2 separate regions of the Mus musculus genome follow, and region 1 is linked to region 2. The links are chromatin loops, found by intact Hi-C in ENCODE. Cell type or tissue: left cerebral cortex. All regions are shown on one strand.

Region 1 (2,500 bases), 120 kb after region 2:
AGGCACAACCCCCCCTAATACCCTGGATACTTCATCTCCAGTGACTGCTAAAACTTCCCTAACTATTAATCTTCAGGAGCTCTGTCACCAGTTCAGGCCTGAGCACAAACAACTGCCCCTCAAAATAGGCCTTCTGAAGCTATGCCTCACCTTGATTTCATATTGCACAGCCGGGAATAAGCTTGAGCCTTTGCATTTTAATACAGAGAAAGATAAACCTTAAACTGTGTAGAGATCTTTATAAAAGAAATCTTCATTTTTGTGTCAGCATAAGACAGGACAGTCCTAATTCAATGTCATCTTTATAAATTGGTACTGTCGGTGATGTGCGCATCCTCTTTAGGTATGAGTGCCTGCCACTTTGCACTCTGCCCATGGGTTTGTCTTACAATTGCCTGTCTCCACCATCATGCCTCCTATTCTAATTTTAAATAGCTGCTTAATTGTCCATCTGGCTGGTAGGTCTACTAACCACTACCCTACTTTCATCTCTTGTGTTCTTTGAAAACTCCTTAATAATTTCTGCCTGTGGTTTTATTACTTCTAGATGCTTGTGTGCATTATTTGCTTAAAATAACTTGGCATTGTACAGTACCATCAGACTGTCGCCCTCAGTATCCTTTCCTAGCTATCCTTTTGAGGTAAACGGGACCTCAACAGTTTCCTGTTTTCCCCTGAGGACTCTGCTTATGTGATTCAGTCCTTGATGTGCCCTGTGGATTGGGTGTGGTTATTGGAACTATTAACTCCGTGGCTCTCCACAGAGCAAGCCTGGAATAGTAATGAGAACGCTGCATGACTAGTTTAGAGGAATACAAAATAGCTCAAACGAGAAAAAATGTTTAATGTTCTCTCCACAAAGAAATGATAACTGCTAGAGGCGGATATGCTAATTACCCTGATTTATTAGACTCTGCCCACATGTATAAAACATCACACAATACCCCATAATATGCACAATTACTGTGCATCAACTCAAAGGTCTTAAAATTTTAAACGTTCAATGTCAGTGCAGCAACTGAAATCATTATTTTCTTGCTTTGCTGTTTCCCCGCTCTGGGTCTTTTGAGCTAGGGAATAAAGCAGAGATGGTAGAGATCTGTGAGCTTCCACTTTTAGCAGCTAGCTAACACCTATGAAAAGAACAATAACCACAATCTTTTTTTTCAGTTCTAGGAAATTCATGTAGCAGAGAACGGTTGCTTAAAATGCAGATGTATCAGACAATTCTAGAGGTACTTCAGCCATTCACCTACTTTAACAGGGAACTGAGAAAAGGCAAGGAACTGCAGCTAATCGCCCAAGTCAGCAACACTGCTCTATCCTGCTCTGTGTTTTCTGTGCCCTTGCTCTTTTCTCCCAGAGCTCCCCTACTAAGAAGCAAAATAGCCCAGAGAGCCTTAGAAAGCTGGCCTGCATCCCCTCTATGCAGGAGCCGCCAATGCACAGGCTCTCGGCCACCAGAGGGCACTGTGTGGCCAGAAAGAGATGGCTGCTTGGTTCTGCAGCTGCCTCCAAGCCCGGCTCTGAAAAAGCCTCTTCGGATTCATGGAAACAGAACTTGGTGGAAACAGCGCAATTTAGAAAAACAAAACCAGCCCACGTCTCTTCCCACTCACAGGTTTTATAGTCCATCAGAACCCGCCCTCCGCTGTGCTCTTCAGCAGAGTGACTCAGCCACCCATCAAACAGATGACCCCAGCGTCCACCTGAGATTTTTTTTATAACCAAGCTTTAAACATCCTTCTGAGGTTGAACAGTGAAATCACTAGAGCAACGTCAGCCAGAGCCACCATGACAGTGGGCTTGCTGCGTGCTCTGCCTTGGGCTTTCCATCTTTTCTACATTCACACTGGTGCCAATCATACTTCTGTCTTGTGGCCTTCCAAATAAGGAAGCTTTGAACCTGAATGAGAAGCCAGCACTGTTGTCAAGACTGATCTTGCTGCAGAACCTAGACACCTGCTGCTTGCTGAGTCTACAGTCAGTCCATGGAAATTACAAGTCTGGCTGATATACTCATGATATGCTTCAGATATTCACCTCCTGTATCCTGCAAGTCTCTGAATATGCAAGTCTCACACCAGGGTCAGGCTGGAATTACTGAGGATAGAAAGTAACTCTAACTGGTGTCCAATGAGAAAAAGGAAATTGGTCAAAACTCATAGGCTGACTGAAAATGTCATGCTTAAAATAATAATAATAATAATAATAATAATAATAAAGCGTGAAAAGGCAGACCCTTCTCACCAGCTCGATCTAGACCTACGATCTCTTCTCTACTGGTTCCCCAGCTTAGATTGCAGGGGACTTTGGAGAAGTGTGATCTTGTCTGCATCAAAATGTTGAGTCAGATTTCCCCTGGGATTCCTGTGACTGTGAATGCTAAACACAGAGGGGCTAGCTTCTTGGGGACCCTGAGCACATATTTCTGGAGAGAAAATGAAGACCCTAGCAGGAGACTCTATACTGCACTTTGTCTCTGGAGTGAGCTGGAAGA
Region 2 (2,500 bases):
CTTCTCTTCCTTTGGGGATTTGATCCCTTCCCCAACCAGTGTCTAGCACTTTGAGCATCAGCTCTTCTACCAACAATGAAGACTTCACAGGTGAGCCACTTCTCAAGTGAAAGGATGTTAACACAGGGATATTTGTGGTTTCCTTTCCTTTCTTTGTGTTGCTTGGTGCCCTCCTTAACATTTGGCCCTTTTTTTTCTCTCCAGCTGAAACAGAGGACAAACCAGTGGCCCATGTTGGGATTCTGTCTAAGCTCCACCCCACAGTTACCTGGCAACAGCCAGGTAGGTCTGGCCCACTCTAAGAGTGTCTGTTTGCCCCCTCCTCTCTCTCTTGTTCTCTTACTCTCTTGCCTCTTGCCCCCTTGTTCCCCCCCTCTCCATTCCCTTCCCCCCTCTCTCCCCGTGGTCATGGCTGGCCTCTACTTCTCTTTCCTTCTCTCTGCCTCTACTACTCTCTTAACTCCCCTCCCCATGTCCTAAATAAACTCTATTCTATGCTATACCATAGTGTGGCTGGTCTCTCAGGGGGAAGAATGCCTTGGCATGGGCTGGCTAAGGCACCCCTTTCTCCCACACCTCACCACACCCCCATAGAACATATCTTATTATTTCTTTATCTTTTTATGATCACAACAGCCCAGCAGTTCTTAAACAGCACAGTGAAGTGTTGATTTAATCCGTCTTTAATATGGAGAGATGTTTAGAAAATGACATTTTCGGTGGCCAGTCTCATATGAGGAGAGAGTTGGCATCTATCAGATCCCTGTTTGGGCTTTTTGTTGAGTGTACTTTCCCTATGCTGGGCTACAACCTGGGTTAGCTGGGGGACTCGCTTAAGCATCTGCCACGAGGAGATGGAAATCAAGTCTGGAAAATGCTACACTAAACTAAACTGCATTAAGAGAGACCTCTGCAAAACAAGATCCATGGAAACTGAGACCGACATTTGGGGGAGGAAGACAATCTGTCAGGTTCTTTCCCCCCTCATAGCTCATGCTGAACAGCAGGGGGCAGCAAAGAACTTCCTATGTGCTCCGCTCACCCCTGCAGTGTGGCAATACTGAGCCTGTGCAGGGATCACCTGGGGAGGAACTTTCTGGAATGAAAACAGGCATCAGCCGCAGTGTCTGAGGCTGGCCAGGAAGGCAGAATGAAGATAATGAAGGATGACTGTCATCTTGCTTAGAGACAGTTTTAGCTGGGAAAACAGCTTGTATTTGCTTGGGAAGCTGACTTTAGTGTCTGTAAATTCAGATGTAAAGGACACAGAAGTGTGAGACTTAGGAGAGAGGATGGTCTTCATCCCATTGCCAGAGGCCCACAGCTCGGCCTCTGACTGCAACTTAATATATAAGATGAGAGGGATAATGGTACCTAAGACTGTCCTGGTAGATTCGTCCACATAAAGCCGGAATAGCACTGACTGTGTGCTTAGCTGTTGATTGATTGCTAACTATTATTGATAACTGCTTTATAATTGGTGCTTGGTGTAGGTGGTGGGTGATATGTTGGCTATAAGGAGGTGGAACCATCACAGAGACCAGGAGGCATAGAGAAAGGATAGAAGGGTACCTGATATGCAGTGGGGCTCCTCCAGAGGCCTCACTGTGCAAGTGAGACTGGGAAGCTACCTATGAATAGGTAGCAGGGAACTTAGTTGCTGGGCTATGATGCATTATATAGAGTGGTGGCCCAATGCACCACTAATCTGGGTTGAAAAGGCTCATGCCATAACCACAGGGTACCTGAACCTAAAGGAAATTATGTTGGTGGTGGGAGGGAGGAACAAATGGGCAGGAATAAGGACCACAGGTGAAGGTAGTAGCTTAGAGCTAAGACAAGCATCTAAGTACAGAGCTGCACAGGAGTCAGAAACAGTAGGGTGGAAGGAGAGGTGTTAGTGATATCCTCAGGACATTAGTAAAGGCTCAGAATCCAGGGGCCTGTAGGAAAAGGCTGAGGGCAGTCAAGAAAGACCAACCATAGACAGTGCAGTTGACCCTCAAGCTGAGTCCATAGTTTTAAAGGCATCGGATACAAACCTCAGGTTTGTTTATAAGTAGACACTGAGAACAAGTAAATACTCATTAATTATGGCAGCTGCTGGACCCTGAACACTGAATTGTCCGGCATTGTTCTGAGCACACGATTGGCCTGTATCATCTCCCTTTCCTCTTTCTCTTATAGGAGGTCAATGAGGCAAGCATCTGTGATGGCCCCCATTTGCTTTGATCTCTGAGGGCTCATGTGGCAGCCATAGGCTTGATCTTCTTGATTGTGTGTCTAAGACTGAGGCGATGAGAGCTGGTGAAGTTGTGACATAGTAGGCATGATCTGGAAGGGATTAGCAATGTGTTTTCCCAACTGATTTTTATAAAGTTAGCCCTCCTACACAGCAGGCCCTTCTGCACATGGTGGCTTCCCTTTCCGTCTCTCAAATCATGATCCAATGAAGGGTCCCTCATTACAGAGTAATCTACTATGAATCTACTCTACCTAT

What was found. A loop is a pair of places that touch in the nucleus more often than their neighbours do. Peaks named below come from ENCODE experiments on the same cell type or tissue, not always from the same donor. Only the 100,000 strongest peaks of a DNase experiment are listed, where the experiment ranks them.
Region 1: a loop joins it to region 2, with 2.5 times the contacts of the local background. A loop is called at or near these places in 7 of 42 quality-filtered maps.

What each region holds. Positions count from the first base shown.
Region 1 is chr15:72,204,682-72,207,181 of GRCm38, forward strand. No RefSeq gene overlaps it. Among named protein-coding and RNA genes, the nearest start is that of Gm23217, 50 kb to the right of the region's middle. In left cerebral cortex, a CTCF peak has its summit at 1,461 (motif pointing right); DNase peaks (open chromatin) are centred at 1,067 and 1,496; H3K27ac peaks cover 912 bases.
Region 2 is chr15:72,082,817-72,085,316 of GRCm38, forward strand. It overlaps a transcript of Col22a1 not described here. Among named protein-coding and RNA genes, the nearest start is that of Col22a1, 50 kb to the left of the region's middle. In left cerebral cortex, a CTCF peak has its summit at 1,008 (motif pointing right); a DNase peak (open chromatin) is centred at 1,029.